Regions from separate parts of the Homo sapiens genome. Here regions 1 and 3 are each linked to region 2. The links are chromatin contacts, found by Hi-C or POLR2A ChIA-PET in ENCODE. All regions are on one chromosome and are shown on one strand. Each heading gives the region's core, a stretch centred on a gene start or an enhancer-like site at or near the end of the contact. The rest is flanking DNA. Distances are from core to core; before and after follow the strand shown. Region 1 has its middle 61 kb from the start of RPRD1B. Region 2 overlaps CTNNBL1 (catenin beta like 1). Region 3 overlaps MANBAL (mannosidase beta like).

What was found. A loop is a pair of places that touch in the nucleus more often than their neighbours do. ChIA-PET counts read pairs that join two places held with the same protein, here RNA polymerase II (POLR2A). Pooled maps may share reads with other maps.
Region 1: a loop to region 2 is called in a map with no recorded cell type, with 13 times the contacts of the local background. The contact joins two enhancer-like sites. A Hi-C loop is called at or near these places in 6 of 37 single-sample maps with no recorded cell type and 4 of 50 pooled maps.
Region 3: a pooled map shows a loop between it and region 2 (5-fold over the local background). The contact joins two enhancer-like sites. A Hi-C loop is called at or near these places in 1 of 37 single-sample maps with no recorded cell type and 3 of 50 pooled maps. POLR2A ChIA-PET finds 5 or more read pairs at or near these places in 1 of 52 experiments (activated T-cell).

What each region holds. Positions count from the first base shown.
Region 1 is chr20:38,093,242-38,096,557 of GRCh38, forward strand. No RefSeq gene overlaps it. Among named protein-coding and RNA genes, the nearest start is that of RPRD1B, 61 kb to the left of the region's middle. RefSeq lists a silencer at 2,573-2,632. Within about 2 kb of position 1,255, at least 20 of the 41 ENCODE cell types and tissues checked have a DNase peak (open chromatin) inside an H3K27ac peak, as active enhancers do.
Region 2 is chr20:37,802,187-37,805,507 of GRCh38, forward strand. It overlaps CTNNBL1 (catenin beta like 1), which reads left to right. Exons shown (of 16, transcript NM_030877.5): 11 at 681-862. Among named protein-coding and RNA genes, the nearest start is that of VSTM2L, 99 kb to the right of the region's middle. Within about 2 kb of position 1,890, at least 5 of the 41 ENCODE cell types and tissues checked have a DNase peak (open chromatin) inside an H3K27ac peak, as active enhancers do.
Region 3 is chr20:37,306,490-37,309,863 of GRCh38, forward strand. All of the region lies in intron 2 of MANBAL (mannosidase beta like), which reads left to right. Among named protein-coding and RNA genes, the nearest start is that of MANBAL, 19 kb to the left of the region's middle. Within about 2 kb of position 1,807, at least 4 of the 41 ENCODE cell types and tissues checked have a DNase peak (open chromatin) inside an H3K27ac peak, as active enhancers do.

The DNA.
Region 1 (3,316 bases), core at 5-2,504, 290 kb after region 2:
CCTCCCTATAAATAGTAAGTCCATGATTCTTCTGGTTTAATTAGCACTTCAGGCTACAAAATGACTTTGAGGTCTTCAGAGCTGAAGATGGAGCTACCCAAGAGTCCATGAATCTGTCAAAATGCTTATCCTTTGTGACTAGAGCCATTAACTCTCTGTGTCACCTTCCTGGGCAAGGTATTTTCCTCTCTGGGCCTCAGTTTTTTCTTTCTTTTTTTTTTTTTTTTTTTTTTTTTTCTTTTTGAGACAGGATCTAACTCTTGCCCAGGCTGGTGCAACCTTAGCTCACTGCAGCCTCAATCTCCTCGTCTCAAGCTATCCTCCTATCTCAGCCTCTCAAGGAGCTAGGACTACAGGCATCTACCCACGCCTGGCCAATTTTTTTCTTTTCTTGACTTTTTTTAGAGATAGGGACTCACTATGTTGTCTAGGCTTGTCTCGAATTCTTGGGCTCAAGCAATCCTCCCGCCTTGACCTCCCAAAGTGCTAGGATTGTAGGCATGAGCCACCACAGCCAGCCTCAGCTTTCTTACCTGCAAAATGTAGTATTGGACTAAATTATCTCTAGGTTTTCTGCGAGCCCTAAAAGCTACGATTGTTGTGCTGCATAAGAAGCATATGGGACTGAAGTCTGAGAACTCTGGATGGTATATCCTGGGCACGCAGTACTATTTGTTAGAGAAATGAATAGTATCACCATTGTGCTGTGTATACATAGGAAACCCTGGAGACCATAGTCTAAAGATCGGGGCACAGGAGACAGTGCCACGACCGGGAAGATGGGAGTAAACACAGTAGTTCACTGCACAAAATTCATATTTGGTTTATTTGGGATCTTTAAGAAAAAGCCATTTGCTAGCATGGTTTCCTCTTTTACTTTCTCCTGGAATAATTCATCTGGCTAAAGCTCATCGCTCACTGCTACCTCTGTAGGATTTTCCATTTAAAAATCATGCTTCCACTCTGAGGCACAGATTCAATTAAGAATCCATTCTCCTGTACAGTAGGTTGGGATTCATACAGCTTTATGTAGTGTTGAAAGCCCAGTGTGTTCACTTTTTTTAGACTCAAATAGTTATTTTGCATTAAAAATTCATTTCTACCATTGGTTTGATAAATATTAAAATTAGCAGGCCATTTATCTAGTATTTTTTGTGAATAAGAGGCAGCTGTGATGAGTGAAAACTCATATCTTCTCATCTCCTCTCACTATGATGACCTTGGGCAAGTCACTCAGCCCTTGGGGACCTCAGCTGCTTCTTACAGGAAATGAGTAGGGTTGATTACGTAACCTCTGAAGTCCTGTGACTAGGTTTTCAGAATATTTCTTCCTACTGAGAATCTTAATAAACTCAGTACCTGAATAATGTACTCCATAGATTTTAAAATACTCACTATACAAATTCTTAGGAAAGAAAGTAGTTACCAACATACTTGTTAATAACTGAGATGTTTGTAAAAAGGGCCTAGTGCTTTGGTACAAATTAGGGACTCAGTGGTGGCTGTTACTATGTTAAATAATGAATGCAGGTATTTATAAACACATGTAACAAGATTAAAATAGATGTCTGCTGGAAGGAGTAATAGAGACCACATGGCTAGACCATCTGCAGCATTTACAACAGAGTGGTCAAAAACCTGTCATCCTCAACCCCCCTCACCCACTTTAAGGGTATGAAAAGAGTCAGGAGTTAAGAGGTAAAGGAAGAGGATTTGGGATGAGAATTATTTGAAAAGGGCCATTGGTGTGTTTGGCATCTCCCTAGTGGGAGCAGTGGGTGCCACCTACACTTTATCTCAAGATTAGGGGAAAGGGCCTCCATGGAGCTTAGTATGTGTCCCTGATCTGGTGGATTAAACAGACCCCTGCCTGGAAAAGTCTGAAGGATGAGATGCCAGTGCTGGCTAAGTGTTTGATGACGAAGCAAGGGAGAGGCTGGGTGCAGACTCCACTCCTAGAGTTTGTCAGGGCAGAGCATGCATGTAGAAGAACTGGCCTGCATCCTGGGGTGATAGAGCCTGGGCAAGAGGCCCGGGGTTTCAAGGAGGCGAACTTCAGACTCACAGTGCTGAGGAAGGAGTAGAGCAAAGAGCCAGGGAGAAACCCTCACCCCAAGAGACCCCAGGTGATGGGAGATGAGGATGGGAGACTGGGGGAAGGGAGGGGAGGAACCACTCCAAGGAGCATCTGAGGAGCCCATGGGGGAAGGAAGCTGTTAAACTTTGTTAAACTTTTGCCCAGCAGCGCCCAGTCACCACCACCAGACCTTAAGGACTGTCTCTTGCTGCTGCTTCACTCCCACTGCTGTGTCCCTGGAAGGGTCAGAAACGGTAAACAAGGGAGGCCTCCCTTCCCGGATGCTGGCCTCCCTTCCCAGATGCTGGCCTCTCGCCCCCAGCAGACCCAGAGAGGTCACCTTCACATGATAGGCTATTTTGATTGTAACATGGGCTTGCACATTTACATCTCTGAAATGAGACTGTTTTTACACTTTAAGTGTGACTACAGGAATTTTTTTAAATAAAAATGACTAGAGAAGTTATGGAGGCCTGGGTTTTTCTTTGAGAGTTACAGGATACATTAGCCCCACAAATTGGATTTCAAGGGACATAGGAGACAAAGTTGCTTTGCGATTGCAGTTCCCCAATCCTGCCTGTGTACTATGGTGGTTACACACACATGATTCATTTTAGGACCTTTAATTCTTGGTTCCCCTTTCCATTTTTGTTACTTAAAAAGTTCATTTTCACAACCTCAGTTTGTTCATTAAATTGTGAATTCATAATCCTATGTATATGTGAACATATTTTTCAAAATTGTGGTAAAATACATATAACATAAATTTACTATTTTAGCCGGGCACGATGGCTCACACCTGTAATCCCAGCACTTTGGGAGGCCGAGGAGGGTGGATCACCTGAGGTCAGGAGTTCAAGACCAGCCTGGCCAACATGGTGAAACCCCATCTCTAATAAAAAAAAAACAAAAATATTAGCCAGGCGTGGTGGTGTGTGCCTGTAGTCCCAGCTACTCAGGAGTCTGAGGCAGGAGAATCACTTGAACCTGGGAGACAGAGGTTGCAGTGACCCGAGATCGCGCCACTGCACTCCAGCCTGGGTGACAAGAGTGAAACTCTGTCTCAAAAAAAAAAAAAAAAAAAAAAAAAAAAATATATATATATATATATATATAAAACTATTTTAAAGTGTACAATTCAGTGGCATTTAGCACATCTGTGATGTTGTGCAGCCGTCACCATGATCTAGTTCCAGAACATTCTCATCCCCACAACAGGAAACCCTGTACACATTAAGC
Region 2 (3,321 bases), core at 640-3,139:
ACTGATATGTGCTACAACATGGATGAACCTTGAAAACATTGCCAAGTGAAAGAAGCCAGTCATAAGAGAACACATAATATATGGTATCTACTTACATGAAATGTCTAGAATAGGCAAATCTATAAGAAAGAACATAGATCAGTGGTTGCTTAGGGCCAGGATGGGATGAAGAGGGTAGGGGGTGTTAAGAGTATGTAGTTTCTTCTCAGGGCAATGAAAATGTTTTATAATTGACTGTGGTGGTAGCTGACATATCTGTGAATATTCTAAAACCCATTGAGTTGTACATTTTAACTGGTAGAAATTGTATAGTATGCGAATTGTCTCAATAAAGCTGTTAAAAAGAAAGAAAAATGAATAATGAAATGTCTATAATCTCAACACCCCGAAATAATCTCTTATAATTTTAGTCTCTTTCTTTCCAGTCACTTTTAATGTACATTTTTCATGTGTAATTGTGGTAATGCTTCATAAAGAATTTTGAGTATTGCCTTTTGTGTTTATCATTCTGACTGTAAGAATTTGTCCACCCTATTGTAGACGTCTTCTCCTAATTGTTAACAAGTATGTAATATTTCCATTTAGATGTATAATGTGTACGGCAGCAAATACCCTTTTTTTTTTTTAAGCTCTATAATTTCCCCATGAAATACCTTATCTGAAACCTCTTTTGTTCACAGGGAAAAGAAGATCTCCCGGAGCAGTGCCCTGAAAGTGCTGGACCATGCCATGATTGGCCCCGAAGGCACAGACAACTGCCATAAGTTTGTTGACATTCTTGGCTTACGAACCATCTTTCCCCTCTTTATGAAATCTCCCAGGAAGATCAAGAAAGTGGGAACCACTGAGAAGGAACATGAAGGTAGGGTTCACTGGAGGAGTCAGCCTAATTTAGGTGCATTAGGAGAAATAGGGAAATGTGAACTACTTTGAAAAATTCTGACGTGTTTGGGGGATAGAGGGGAAGAGTGCTACCTTTTTCTTACTATTTTCTTATTTTTCATGAATGAAAAAGAGACCCCAGGTCACTGATAGCCTTTGTTGCACCAGTTCTCTGCTTGTTTGAATCCTGGTCATTCCATTTCCTTCTGGACTGTTAATAAGTCTGTGTGTGAGGGTTTTGTTTTCTTCACTATAATTTGTAGCGAGGTGTCTCTCTGATGGAAGACCCTTTTGAAAAGAGTAATGAGGTGGCAACACATGTCACCTCCAGAGTGGTGCTTTCATGTATTTCTGTACTAAAGTATGATTCAGCCAACATCAGGAATTGCCGAAATAAACTATTTATAGCCCAGATTCCCCTTTTATGTTTCTCCTCCCTGATGGTGCACGCTCCCAGCAAAATGCTGCCATGAATTGTGACGCTGTAACCAGAGTAGTTACTGCTAGGCCAGTCTCTTCCTGCTGTTGTCTAGTGGCCTGCTGCAGCCCTCTCCCCAGTAAATAGCCACAGTGCAATCTGGAAGGCCAGGGATTTATGAGCATTGACAGTTCTGCTGGAGGCTGGCAGACACTTGCACCAGGGAATTTACATGGTTGGATGGTTATTTTAAAGTGTGGGGAGCGGGTGGAGAGGAGTGGGGAGGTAGTGTGTTGAGAGAGGAGCAGAAGCTGAGCTGACTGGCTCATTTGGCTGTTTTCTCAGAAGCAATGTTCGTCCCATGGTTTAGGAGGCTTTTTTTTTTGTCAGTGCTTGGTGGAATTGGCATGGGTATCTGCAGGATCTTTTGCATTCCTCATCCTCATAGACGAAAGTTTGAGAACTCCCGCCTCTCTCTTTTCCAGTTGACTTGGCTTAGTCTCTCCCAACTTGGAGTGGCTAAAGGGAAGGTGGTGTGACCTACCTTCAGTGGTTATCTTCAGTGATATCTTCTCTATCAAATCAACTCTCCAGAGACAACAGGAAATCTGGCTGGAGCAAAAGAGGAACTGGCCTTGCAAATACTGTGGCCTAGAGACCTGAGAACAAGTAGAGACTTCAGTTTAACTCATTTTGACCAAACACTAGCTATAAATATGTTAACCCCGTGCTAGATTTTCCCCACTGAAAATTCAGCAAAATGAGTCCCTGGGAGAGGGAATGGAGGGGGTCCTGGAGGTCTAGGAGATAAACTTTTCAGACAGTCAACATTTAGTGAAAGCCTGCCACTTTCCTGGCCCGGCTGCACTATTCGCTATCATATTTAAAACTCACAACCTATGAAGTATTGGTGGCATCCTTATTTTTTTTTTTAGAGGAGATGAACTGGGAAGGCAGCCGAGCTGTGGGTTCTACAGCTAACTAGGTGTGCGACTTTGGAACCTTGGCTTAACTTCCCTTCACTGCATTTTCCTTTCTGGTCTGTAAGATGAGGGAAGTGGACTAGTGAACTAGAAGCTCTGATAGCCACACCTTCAGATTCTCAGGAACAAGCCCTGGTTGTCAGGGTTGCCTGTGAGCCAGGAAGCTCCTCAGGGTGGATGCTGTGGCTGACCTGCTGGGTTCCACTGAGAGACCTGAGGCTGCATCTTGAGTGTGCTGGAACAGAGTGTGAAGGAAAACAGCCCTTAGCAGGCTCCTGCTCTGCGGTCATGGCACTGAGAAGAGGAGGAAGTGACAGATTCAGTGAGCAGCTGCTTTTCTTCTGAAAAATGTGCCCGGTGGCGTGCTGGTAACAGTCCATTTGCTTTAGAGTAACCGCATTAGGCATGTGATAACATTATGTTAGTGAGGGCAATGGCTTGGTAAGACGTCTCCTAGAAGGCATGTTCAGGCTGTAATGGCTGGGGAGGATGAGCTCTGCATCCTGAGCGGACCAGTACCCAGAGAGCAGAAGTGAACTCCAAGGAGAAAGCACAGCCCTCCACTCCTGCCACCCCTGCCAGCTGCTGCCACTCCTACAAACCGGCCTTCGGCCATGAATGGCAGAGTGAGAATGGAGGCAGAGCAGAGCAGTGCGCACTGTGCAGGGTTTCTTTGTCCTGTCCTCTGGGTAAGACTGTGCTCTTTGTTGGCCTCCGAGTGCCAGCCCTTCTCACGTAAGTGGGCCAGATTTGTGTGCTAAGCTAGAGCACAGTGGCCTCAGACCATCAGGAATACTGGTGGGCATGCCCAGCTCATTCCTGCCCCCGGGCTTCCAGCATGCTCTTCCCTCCATGTGCAGTGATTTTTCTCCACCCTGTCTGCCTGGCTATCTTTTAGTTGTCCTTAGTCCTTAGTTTTGTTTTTTGTTTTTTTTTTTCCTTTTTTTTTTTTTTCCCTGGCCTGTTGCCCAGGCTAGAGTGCAGTGATGCGATCTCGGCTCACTGCAGCCTCTGCCTCCCAGGTTCAACCGATTCTCC
Region 3 (3,374 bases), core at 557-3,056, 500 kb before region 2:
ACCAAGTCCCTAGAATCGTAAGCCAAATGAAAAGGTTTTCTCATTGGCAACTCATTAAACTCAGACCTAAGAAAACAAACATTTGTTTGAGCCTGATGGAGGCGTGGGCCACACTTAATCCAAGCATTTTCTTGTAGGCTGGATTCTAAAATAGAAGATAGTAGGTCCTAGTACCATTTCCATCTAGTCCAGGTTAGCTGGTAAGTTTCATCTCTCATGCCAAGTCTGATCAATTGCTTGGTGGCCATGGTGAAAAGGATTCTGGGGGCTGCTGCTTTGCTCTGGAGGAAAGAAATTGATCAATGATGTCTGTTTGCTGTGAGCTGGGATTAGAGAATGACAGTGCCGGTCCTTGGACTGGCCAATGATTCTCCACAAGGCTGCACATAGAACCATCTGGGGAACTTTCAAAGGCCTAGACCACACCCAGAGATTCTGATTCAGTTGTTCTCTGAAGCCTTGGATCAGTATTTTCTTTTTATTTATGTTTTTGAGACAGGGTCTTGCTCTATTGCCTAGGCTGGAGTGCAGTGGCACAATCGTAGCTCACTGCAGTCTCGACCTGGACTCAAGTGATCCTCCCGTCCTCTGCCTCCTCAGTAGCTGGGACTACAGGTGTGCTCCACCACACCTGGCTAATTTTTAAATAATTTTTTTGTAGAGACACGGTTTCACTATGTTGCCCAGGCTGGTCTTGAACTCCTGGGCTCAGGTGATTCTCTCACCTTGGCCTCCCAAAGTGATGGGATTACAGGCATGAGCCAGTGTGCCCGGCTTGGATCAGTATTTTTTTAAAGTGTCCAGGTGATTGTAATATGCAGCCACTACTCAAGTCTTTAGATAATTTCCCTCAAACACAAACCAATTTTAGGAGGACAGGATATGTTCAGTTCTTAGATGTGTTAAGTTTGAAATAATAGCAAAATGTTCCGTGTGGGAAAGGAAAGGCGAGCAAGAAGTTGGGAATAGAGACCTGACAATTATTTTATTAACAGAGCATTATGATGCCTGTAAACCCAGCACGTGGGAGGCTGAGGTGGGCGGATCACTTGAGGTCAGGAGTTCAAGACCAGCCTGGCCAACATGGTGAAACCCTGTCTCTACTAAAAATGCAAAAACTAGCCAGGCGTGGTAGTGTGTACTTATAATCCCAGTTGCTAGAGAGGCTGAGGCAGGAGAATCCCTTGAACCCGGGAGATGGAGGTTGCAGTGAGCTGAGATTGTGCCACTGCACTCCAGCCTGGGCGACAGAGCGAGACTCCATCTCAAAAAAAAAAAAAAGGAAACCAAACAAATACAGCATTATTACTTGAAACCCAAGAATGAGTTGCTGAGTTTTGCAAGGGAAATGAAGATCCAGGAAAGACGTGAACTTGGAGCATACCCAACCTGTTGAAGTAGTTTCCGTGCAATGTAGATAGACTGAGAAGGTGCGGGTGCTGTCCTAGAACCCAAGAGCAGGAGCGCCGCAGGGCCTCCGGAAGTGGTGGGAACTGGGACTTACTGCTCCTCACTGGCATGCCCTCTGCCTCCCTTCCTGTCTCCCTCCTGTCTTTTGCTTTTCTAACTAGGACCCTGCTTCTCTGCTTGCTGGCCCTGTGGTGAGATGCAGCACAGCCACTAAACACAACCATGCCTTCCTGCTGGTCTCAGTTCCAGCATCCCCAGGGAAGGAACTGTGGCTGACCCAGCTTGGGACAGCTGTGGCCAGTGGAGGGGAGGGGAGGGTTCTGTGGAGTGACCTCTGAGTGAGGATGGGAAGGTCCATTCCCACAGGGGGACTGCTAGGCAGACAAAGCTGGGGTCTCCCTTTCTCTCCCTCTCTCAAGTGACAGGCAGAGCAGTGGGCAGGAGACCAGGAGAGTGTGGCCTCCCTGAAGTCCACCGAGTGGTTCATGGAGAGCACATGTGACACCAGTTCCCTGGAGAGGATTGGGGAAAGCCAGCCTAGTCTGACACCACCACTGTGTTCCAGCTGCCGTCCTTCAGAGTTGGGTTTCAGTAGAAGAAAGTTCTCAATAGGGAGTTCCTGGCTTTCTAGGGAAGTCCTGGGATAGGTTTGAGGGGTCTGTGATCCCCCTCAAATTGTGTACAAGAATGTGAGGTTTTATATGCCTAGGCACATTTTCTGGGGGAGATGGTCCATAGCCTCTCTACATGGAGTGCAGTGGGAAGTGGGGGACAGGTTTCTTCTCAAGGTGGGGAGCCTGTCTTCCTCCTCCCCATAACCCTCCTCCAAGCCTCTTCCGGATCGATTTCTACACAGAGTGTTGATTCAGCCAGATAAGGTGCACGAAGGTAACTAAGCAAGTGGGTGTAGACTTTGAGTTCAGCAACTTGTGTGGCAGATAGTCAGTCATACACGGTAGTGAATCAGAAACTCTCCTAGTTTCAGTGTTGACTATTCTCATCTGTTCATATGCTTATAGTGCATCTCGTCAGCTCACAGCCAGCTGCCTGCTTCTAGAAGGCAGGTCCTTTCACTTCTACTCTGCCATGTTTGTTGATTGCCACCGTCTCATATTAGTGGGGACTCTTCCTGTTGCAAGTTCAGAAACAGCTCCAGCAGCTTCCCCGAATGGAAACAGTATTGGCTCTTGGAACTGGGAATTTCAAAGGACAGCTGGATTTAGGGGTTCAAGGGGTCTCCAGGGCTTCATGTGTCTCTCTCTCTCCTGGCTTTCCTGGGAGTGCTGGCTTCCTTCCTAGGCCCTTGTTCTGTGTTGGGAAAGATGGCTGCAGCAGCCACAGTCAGTGCCCTTATCAGTCGGGATTGACAGGTGAGAGAAGCCATTTCTCTGCCTCTCCTCACCTTCTGAGTCTCATGGAAGGCCTCTCCTTGGCCACATACACCTTGTCTCACAGGTGGGAAGCAGGAATGAGTGCTGTCTCTGGCCAGGCCACATTTAGCTGCCTACTCTTGTGACCCCAGTGACTGAGAGTCCCCCAGACCCCCATGGGATAGGGAAAGGGCAGGGTCCCCATGGAAAAGAGGTGCTGGGAAGACAGACAGCCGGTGGCCAGCATTGCGATCTAGTGGAGGACTCGCCACGGGCGATGGTGAGAGTGGTGGCTTTCAATATGATGCCCGTGGAGACTTCACAACCAACCAGAAAGCCCTGCAGTGTTTAGACCCCTGATGATGTTTTGGCTCATCAGTATGGTGAGCCACCTGCACCTACTGCACCACAGGTGGCTCATTCCTGTGGTGCAGTAGGACAGTGGCCTAGAAGGTCAGGACTCTTCTGGAAAATTTTGCACAAGGGTCTTGATTTTAAACGAGGCCGCTAGTTGCCAGTGAGGCCTGCCGTAAATAAATAATGAGCCCCAGGCAAGCATCCACCCATTCTCAACACCTCAGGACACAGACTCAC